3 separate regions of the Homo sapiens genome follow, and regions 1 and 2 are each linked to region 3. The links are chromatin loops, found by intact Hi-C in ENCODE. Cell type or tissue: heart right ventricle. All regions are shown on one strand. Links, peaks and the distances in the headings refer to the core of each region. The heading gives the core; the rest is flanking DNA.

Region 1 (3,146 bases), core at 364-2,863, 200 kb before region 3:
ACTAACCAAGCCAGGAGTCAGCCCAGACAGCCCCGGGATATTGACTCTGAGTGGCCAAATTCCTTCCATTTGAACCACAAATGCTGATAAAATATTTTCAGGAACACAGTGAGGGAATGTACTTCACTCACTTCCCAAAATGTAGACTTGAAGAGGTCAAATCCTATTTAATCCAGGCTGAGAAAATAATGCCCAACTTTATCCCGGAGCTAAATTTAGACATAAACTGAGATCTGGCCCTTGGCAAGTTAATTTAGATGAGCTAATGGTTGTTCCTGGCATAAGGGATACACTCAATAAATGGTAACTATTATTGTTACTGCAAAAATGGAGTGTCTGTTGGATGTTCTCATCTAGTCCTCCCACACATCCTAAAATCGGCTGTGCCAATCACTTGCACATCTGGGAACAAAGCTCCACATGAGGCTAAGGATGAGGCAGCTCTTTCTTTGGGAGCCCCTCTCTGGGAGGAGGCAGGCTTCCCTGTGGGAGCCCTTCTCTTGGGGAGAAGACCACCACCTAGCTATGCTGGTATGTGCTAGGTGGGCCTGACCTTGAGCTTAGGAGGAGGACTAGGCACCCCATTTTGCCCCTTCTCCCCTCTTCCAGCAGCAGCCTCTGCAATGGGGCTCAGACAGGTAAGGGGCCATGCAGGGAGCCAGGCTGGGCACATCCACAAGGAGAAGCTTGGCAGTGTTTCCAGCTTCCAGACCCTACAGGATATACTCTGCAGGGCTTAGGAAGAACTTACTGAATGAAGAGCCCCATCACTCCTCAAGGCTGCCAGAGGACCAAGGTAAATGCCTGTGTTTAGATAGCATCCATTGTCCCTAAAAGTAGGTTAGAGGCCAGGCGTGGTGGCTCATGCCTGTAATCCCAGCACTTTGGGAGGCCAAGGTGGGTGGATCACCTGAGGTTGGTAGTTCAAGACCAGCCTGACCAACATGGAGAAACCCCATCTCTACTAAAAATACAAAATTAGCCAGGTGTGGTGGCACATGCCTGTAATCCCAGTTACTCAGGAGGCTGAGGCAGGAGAATCACTTGAACCCAGGAGGCAGAGGTTGTGGTGAGCCAAGATTGTGCCATTGCACTCAGCCTGGATAACAAGAGCAAAACTCCATCTCAAAAAAAAAAAAAAAAGAAAAATGTAGGGCAGAAATGCAACAACCAGCTAACACATGATAATGTTTTTAGTAACCTTCATAATCACTTCTTTCACTTTTCTGTGCCTTAAAACAAATTAAAATTAAAATTTCATTTAATTATCCATCCTTCTTCCAAAATGTCTTCGGGAATTGTTCCCACTCGTGTCCCACTGCCAATCCTCCTAACACGAAGGCCTTGGTGCTGCCTTTGCCCCCTGACATCCAGCCAGTCACTGGTCTCATTTTCTTCCCTTGAGTGTCTCGAGGGTTTGTCCCTTCCCTTTCTACTTTCACTACCACCTCATCTGTTCCCACTTGGATTAGTATAAAAGGACCAGAACCAGTTTCTTGCCTCCAAATCACTCTTTCCATTGCAAGGTGAAACTTGCTAACACCCCAGTTTTCAACAGTGAGTGCATTAAGGTAGCGTTCCTAGAAACCATTCAGCAGTAGGTGGTGCTCTTGTGTCAGCTCAGTGTTCACAGGTTTTGTTCTATTCTCAAGCAGCCCAGTGAGTACAGACTGTGTCACGGTCAACTATTTATTTGGCACTAAGTATCTCTGGTCAACACAGAGTAATTGAAGACACTGGTCCTAACCTCCAGAAATTTTCAATATAATTGGGGGAATGAGATCTTTGAGCACCTAGCTATAATGCTAGATGGCATGGAACAGGGACAATTTGAGGGGGATGGATAAGGGCTGCAGGAAATGCTCAGAGGGAGAAAGAGCACCTCCAACAGGGCAGAACAGAGAGAGTAGCATCTGAGCTGGACCTTCAGCTGGGGGAGGGTTTTAATAGGCACATATAGTGGAGCAGGCATTCCAAATGGGAGGAGTGTTGGCATGAACAAAGGCATGAAAAGGTGGGAATGTGCAAAGCACAGAAGAGAATGCCCTGAGGGATGGGAGCTGAATGCCCAAGTCCAGTCTCACTCTCCATTCTAGGGCCCTCATGTTTGTACCCCCTCTTGCCACCTCATGACAAGGTCACCTCCCCAGGGAAATCTGGGACAAGCTGGTCAACCCAATCTCTAAAGAGGATGGAGGAAACCAAACCCTCTTTTATCTCTCCACCAGAACGCATATGTTACAGAGTATATCTTCTCACCACATCAGCAGTTGTTCCTATAGCAGGACATTCTTATGCTAGAGAAAGCTTACTAAGGAGAGACTAGAGGTGAACAAACCAAGAGTGGGATTTCAAAGGGGCCATGGGATGGGGGACTGGGGGAAGAACCCTTCTGGGATTCCAGCTAGAGGCAGATTTCCTCCAAGAGATTAATATTCCTTTGCGTGTTTTTTTTCTTTTTTTTATTATACTTTAAGTTCTAGGGTACATGTGCACAATGTGCAGGTTTGATACATAGGTATACATGTGCCATGTTGTTTTACCACAGGTTTCCGACTCTTTACAAGATAAGAGTATGAGGCTTTTGCTCTCCTTGGGAATGACCTCAGGAAGAGCCATGGGATACAGGAATGGGGTTGAACAGTAGATACCCTTGAGTTGGGCTTTTCCCTGAGAAACAGTAACTACTACTGACCTTGGCACCAGAACACTTTAACTCAACATTTTCATACTGGAAAAATCTCTCTGTGCTCACATGTGAGAAGACATCCTCCTGTATTTATATATGAGATGGTGTCTCTCTCTATTCAAGTGAGAGAACATCATTCTCTGGGTGGGCAAACTCTTGGGGTTTCAGATCAACTAACTTGGGCTACAAAAACTAGTGCACCTACACATACAAAATCTCATTCTCACCTGTGCAAGTGGGACCAAAAGCTGCAGACTCCTCCCATTACCCCTCATCCACTTGAAAAACTGGTCCCAGGAAAGCTGCATTAAAGAGTTTAGAGCCCACGTCAAACGAAAATAGGCTGAAAGAACTCACAGAACTTTATCTGGTGAAGAAAACATGAGGAAGGTCCCCAAGCACTGTCCCCAAGTTATGGGAGAGCTGCCCTGCAGGGGAAGGAAGAGAGTAGTTCCCC
Region 2 (3,146 bases), core at 364-2,863, 63 kb after region 3:
TTAGTGAGGGGGTGGGTGTGCCAGGGAACACTGCAAATCAGGGAGAAAGGCCTGACAAAAACCCTAGTTTACTGCCTTGCGCTAGATCAAATGTTAGTTCATACCTATATGTGAGTTTGTTCTTTGAAGCAATAAGAAATTAACTTTAAAATGGTCTCAGGAGGTTTTTAAAGGACAGATTTTCAACAAATAAAACTAAAATGCTTAATTTCATTTCCATGGAATTTTTATGACAAAGATGCTTTCAGTGATCTGGAGCCACTCTTTAAAAAGATAGAGACCAAGGAAGTTGGAGAGTCTTATCTTTTATATTGAGGCAGCCTCAACATTGAGGCACAGCATTGAAGGTCTCAGAGCCTGACCTCATCACTACCTACCATTAGCACAGTGGTCAGGATAGTCAAGGGATCCCAGAATGAGCATTTACAAATGAGGAAAATGACGCCTATAGCAATATGTCAACAATGTCTGGCAAACAGCCTGGTTTATAATAGGTGCTCAATAATTTTATTGAATAAGGGAATAAAGAAAAAAATAAATGAAACAAGAGATTTTCCAGAAGGTCACACAAACAGGGACAAAAAATCCAATGTTCTAAACCCTCACACCATCTCTTAATCTAGTTATATCATCCTCTGGGTGAGCCTAGCCCACTTTAAAATGGATATTCAGATGTCGGAATGAATAGAGCAGTGTGCCTGACTTAAGTAATATCAAAATTTTAATTAGAGATGTGGAAAAGATGGAGTCGATGAAGCTCCCCTGTTATCCAGAGACCATGACCATTCCGGGTGGTTGGTTTCGTTTCTAATGCACATCTGCTCCACCTCACCAATTGCTTTGCACAATATGAGTTCACATTACAAAGTCAACAATTCTTTATCATCTGCGTGGTCAGTCACCCTTTTGTTGTCCCTCCCTTGTAATTGTTTAATCTGGCCTCCCCTGCCACATTTCTTGGCTGCCTACTCTCCCCGCTCCTGTCAGTCAGGTTGTACTCAGGGAAGGCAAATGCACAGAAAAAGTCCAGAGTCAATTAGAACTAATTAGGTGTTTCATCTGCTGCTTTGGATTATCCGTGCCCTCTATAGACACACAGCATAGGCTGGTTGAACAACCACTCCTGGATTGGGGAGCATTCTAAGATTCACACACAGCTTCCTATTGTCTATGCTAATGGAGGTAAAGGCTGGTGTGAATGTACAACAGAGACATTTAAAAACCAAGGTATAGTTCACACTCATTTTCATTGTACATTTTAGTGAGTGTTTACAACTTTATATAACTGTCCGACCATCACTACAATCAAGGCATAGCATACTTTCAACATCACAAAAAGTTTTCTTGTGCCATCTCAGCCAATCTGCCCCCACCTTAGTCCCAAGCAACCACCAGTCTGCTTTCTGTCACTGTAGATTAGATTTGTCTTTTGTAGGGTTTCACATAAATGGAACCATGGAGTACATATTCACAAGCTATTTTTACTTGACTTTGGAATGGTTTCTCCAATTTCCTTCCCAGTGATGTCTGGTTTAGGCTGATATTAAAATGTGTTCATGTTCCCTACATCCACACTGATTTGACAGGGTGGGCAGAGCTGGGACATGGAAGAAACGTGAGAGGCAAGACGTGGAGGCTGATGAGCATAATTATTGGCAATGAGAAGAATGTTGGCTCTCCCCAGTATTTGTAGAATATGACAAAGCGGTGTGCCCATGTTGTGCCCTGAACCTATTTTCAAGGTCATTCAATACAGAGTCTCCTAAATTTAACTACCTAGGAATTGTGTCTTGCTTTGAATGGACATTTGGAAACTCCAGACTCTAGCCAGCCCCTCTCAGCCACGGAGTCATTGCTCCCCCTGGTGTAAACACAGAGATTTTTTACCCTGTGTCAGGCATTCCCACCACCGCAGCCCTCCCTGGACCACAAGGAGCCAAGGGCAGGCAAGAAAGCTTCAGGCTCCCTCTGGCTGTTGTTAGGTTCCTGGGTCAAAGGCTGAGTTTGTGAACACAGAGAAACACTAAGAGATCAACCGCTTGAGAGAGGACAGGAACAGAGAGAAGGGAAACCCCAGAGACAGAACTAGCTAGACATGCAAGATAGAGAGGTGAGGGGGCAGAGGCACAGCCCAAAAAACAAAGCAAGAAGCGATAGAGGGATGGGTTTTTTCCTCCATTTATGAAACATCCTAAAAATTTACTCCTCTGCCCAAAATAGATTCAGATCCAGGATATGAGAATCCTTGAGAAGTGAATTTTAACATGGGAATGCCGATAAATCTTTTAAACAACTTATACACCTCCAGGTGCTACTGGACCTGCTTAATCTCTTTAAACCTCCAGTAACTCCAACCATGGTGTTTAAAGTCTCATAAATCTGCACTAGCTTAAAATAGGGAAATATAAATCACGTTCAGAAGCTTAGGGGTAAGGACAGGAGACGGGCATCCCAATGCCGTTTAAAACCACAGCACAGGCTTTTCATCAAATTTTTCCAAGAAAAGTTAAAATGAAAAACATTCAGGTTTCTGGGTTGTGGTTTCATAAGTTCTCAATTTGTTCTTTTTCCTTTTTTTCAGGGCGGTGGGCTGGGGTCCAAAGGAGCATTGACTAGCTAGTCAGTTGGAAAGAAAAAAATTGCAAACACCCATCTCACTTAGTCCTTTTACACAAAATAAAACCTAAAATAAAAAATAATGACAAACTACTACCAGAAGTCATTAGAAAACAGCAATGTTTCCGGTAAAGCACCAACAAAAATAATGTCTGGTTTTTGTTAAATTGTTAATTTGTGCCAAAAAATAAAAGTTATAGATACTATTCTACTAATAATAGCTACCTTTTCTTTTTCATTCCTACCACATGCCCAGCACCTACCACTGAGCTGAGGACACACACAACCACCTCCTCCTCATCCCCCTGCTGCAAAGGCTGTCAGACTTTTTCTGGCTCCACATTCGTAATATTTCTCATTACAAGCAGTGATTCTCAATAGCTGTTCGAGAAGGTATTGGAGAAGCCACACTCTCCTAGAAAATCCAGGGGGTACATGAGAGATCCACCAGGGGAAGGCTTTTCTGTGTGAAGAGATTTGGGTACATTATCTAATTTTATCCTCACAGTGGCCCTGTGAGAAATATTATT
Region 3 (3,146 bases), core at 250-2,749:
ACACATTGCTCATTAAAGTGTTACCAGGATCTATTTTAAATAACAGATGCCCAGGAGCAACGTGTGCCGTTCTCATTTCCCTCCATGACAGTCCCGCTACAGTAGACAGGAGAATGTCATAGAAGGTGAGTCTGGATTTCTGCTAAGCCTTTTACAAATGTCCTCCATGAAACTCTTGTATATGAGATGGTAAAAAATGAATGGGATGAGCGTATAGTTGGGTAGAATTGCTGTAGATAAACTGCATGGACCAAAGTGTTTGTTAGGAGCATACAGTGAGCTTTAGGTGGAATGCAGGTCTCTGGTAATGGCCACAGAGCTCCTCCCTTAATTGTTGTGTTTGACTTTTAAAACAATCGTTTCCTTAGATCAGGAGATCAAAGATATGCTTATACTATGGGCAAAACTGGTATAGTGGGCTTAATATTATAATAGATGATCAAAATCAAGACATAAAATTATCTGGGCAGATTCGAACACTAGGTCAAAATTAACAAGGGCAAATTTCATGTCTGAGATCTACATTTTAAAATAAACATATATGTATCACTCACCCAGTCTTTTGTATCTACCCTAGAGAAGCACTTGTACATGTGTACAAGGAGACGCTGTTTATGATGATTTTAAACACCAGAAATAATCGAAGAATTGCTAAGAAAACTATGGAATATCCACACTGTGAAATACACTATGCAGAAGATTTCCAGGACATGCTGCATGCAGAAAACTTGCAAAATGATATGTTAACCTCAAACACACATACACAATTTACACATTTCTGATGATATCTATCTATCTATCTATGTAAATGCACAGAAAGATCTGGAAGGACCCCTAATAACTAATACCAGGATCTACCTCCAAAGAGAAACTGAGTTGGTATGGAGTTCAAAAAGGCTTTGGCTTTACGAGTAACCTCTGAAATTTAGAATGTATTTGTGTTAAACTTGTGTCATTAAGCTTTCTTTCTAAAGTACAGCCTTGCTTTTAGCTTTTTAAAAAAAAGTTTTACAGTGTGGGAAAGGATACAAATTCTTGGGCTTTCAGTTACCACAAACCTAAGAGGAGTCAGCATTGTGGAAAGGCTACAGAAAGCTAACTCATACTATACAGAAGGTGTTAGAAGTTTCGTGTTCAGACAGCCTGCAAGTACTAGAGTTCACTAACCTGATCTTGTCTGGAACAATGGGTTGGATCCAATTCTGGCAGCAGGAACACTGGCAACATAGAATGCAACTAGAGGAAAGAAATGCTATGGGGATTCTGAGAAGCATGACATCAGAATAATAAATATGGAACTATGACTGTTTAACCTGAAGACAAAAAGATTATGGGGAAACAAACACGTTCCTGCAAATATTTGAAAGCTTATTATATAGATGAATCACTAAACTTGTGAGTTTTTTCCAGAGGTAAACATGAAGACAAATAAATACAAGTGACTTTTCTATTTAAAAATAAATAAAAAGAAAAAACATTCTAACTAACAAGAATGAAAGACAAAATAGCCTGTCAGGCCAGATCATGAGCTCTCTGTCATTGGAGGCATTCAACTAAAATACTTATATAAAAAGACGTTGGGTTTTATTAGAAGAAAAACTATGTAATCTTTAATATCTCCAACAACTCTATGTTCTATGATTCCATATTTTGACTGCAGAATCAATTTTCAATCAATGTAGTCTCATCAATTCCAAATCCCACAGGTGGTATACTCTACCACCAGGTGGCAGTAGATGTCTTGGGCTCTGGGTCCTAAATGTTAGGTGTGGTTAAAAAGCAGCACAGTTTAATACCTTTAAAAATAAAATAATAAAATAAGAGAACAGAGTACAAGCATTAAGCCAAAAAAGTAATCCCTTTTAAAGAAACATGTAAGTATCATTCATAATCTTTCTGATTATCCATCACAATGATTCTTAATCCATTTGTCTTCCTCTTGTACATTTCTTTTGTACAGGGTCTACGGAGACCCCTTATCTTCTGTGGCCTCCTCTCTCTGGTATCAAGTTTCCTGACTTGTATACAGTTCCTCATCCCCACGTCTGTCCTTGATGCAAAAATCCCCTCTGCTTCCTCTGCAGCTGCAGATCATGTTTGCTACTACAGTCTCTCTTCCCGACCCAAGAAGAACTATCTGTAGGGTCAGAAAAACACCCCAGCCTCTTCCTGCTTCTAGCCTTCCTGCTCTGTATCCACACAGCTGAAGCCACAAAACAAGCAAGCAACAAACAAAAACAGAATAGGCCCCACCCTGACAGCATGAAAGTATATGATTATCTTTTCCCAGATAGAAGAGAATAATCTTCCACCCAGCTCTTAAAAGAGAAAACTTTCTGTCTCCAGCCACAGCTGTTGGCTTGGTAAAAGTTGAATACAATCAACAACCCTTGTCCCAGTCCCTAGAAACCTTCAAATGTTAACAACTGCCTTGGTTGAGAGTGAGAGATCACTTCAGAAAACCTAGTACTAAGGAAGTATTTCTGTAAGTGCTTGCGAGTAAATGCAAATAAAACAAGATTTTTTAAACTGAGACTTAAAGCAATTTTACTATGTACCTGAGTCAAGGTTCTACTCATCTTTCTAGTCTCAGGTGGAAGACCTCTTCTTCCAGCAAGCCCTCGAGATGTTAGGACTATGTTTGTTGTCTCTGCTATGTGCTCCCATATCCTCCTCAGTGTCTCCCGTCACAGCCCTGTACCTCCCCAGCCACAGCCCTGTACCTGCCCTGTCACCATCCTTACCACATGCATTATGGCCACTCTACCAGCCTGTTTCCCCATTACACGACAGGGCCTAGACTGTACCTGATGCATTTACCACTGAGCCCCTAAACACAGTAGGACCCAATAAATATCCATGAGGCTATTATAAATACATTATCAATTAACTAATTCATATGGAACCCAAGTCTAGGCAGCTGTTTCACTGAGGTAAATATCCATTCCACAAACACTTTGTGTCTCTTATGCTAGTATAGTACAGAATGAGTCAGACCCAGGTCCTGCCCTCAAACAACATACAGTTGAGTAAGGAAGTCAAGACAAGTACACAAATACCTACAGCACAAAATATATAAAGGAGCACCACAAAAAGATGAATATTAGAGGATGGAAAAACAGGAGCAAAGGCACAGAGATCACCAA

What was found. A loop is a pair of places that touch in the nucleus more often than their neighbours do. Peaks named below come from ENCODE experiments on the same cell type or tissue, not always from the same donor. Only the 100,000 strongest peaks of a DNase experiment are listed, where the experiment ranks them.
Region 1: it touches region 3 in a loop (4-fold over the local background); 39 of 110 quality-filtered maps call a loop at or near these places.
Region 2: a loop joins it to region 3, with 8 times the contacts of the local background. A loop is called at or near these places in 78 of 110 quality-filtered maps.

What each region holds. Positions count from the first base shown.
Region 1 is chr3:124,280,377-124,283,522 of GRCh38, reverse strand. The region is part of intron 5 of KALRN (kalirin RhoGEF kinase); the gene reads right to left. Among named protein-coding and RNA genes, the nearest start is that of MIR6083, 92 kb to the left of the region's middle. In heart right ventricle, for the core only: a CTCF peak has its summit at 1,610 (motif pointing right); no DNase peak of the experiment used is centred there; H3K27ac peaks cover 1,253 bases.
Region 2 is chr3:124,015,440-124,018,585 of GRCh38, reverse strand. No RefSeq gene overlaps it. Among named protein-coding and RNA genes, the nearest start is that of KALRN, 16 kb to the left of the region's middle. In heart right ventricle, for the core only: a CTCF peak has its summit at 1,869 (motif pointing left); a DNase peak (open chromatin) is centred at 1,905.
Region 3 is chr3:124,078,114-124,081,259 of GRCh38, reverse strand. The region is part of intron 1 of KALRN (kalirin RhoGEF kinase); the gene reads right to left. Among named protein-coding and RNA genes, the nearest start is that of KALRN, 46 kb to the right of the region's middle. In heart right ventricle, for the core only: CTCF peaks have their summits at 1,520 and 1,720 (motif pointing right); no DNase peak of the experiment used is centred there; H3K27ac peaks cover 756 bases.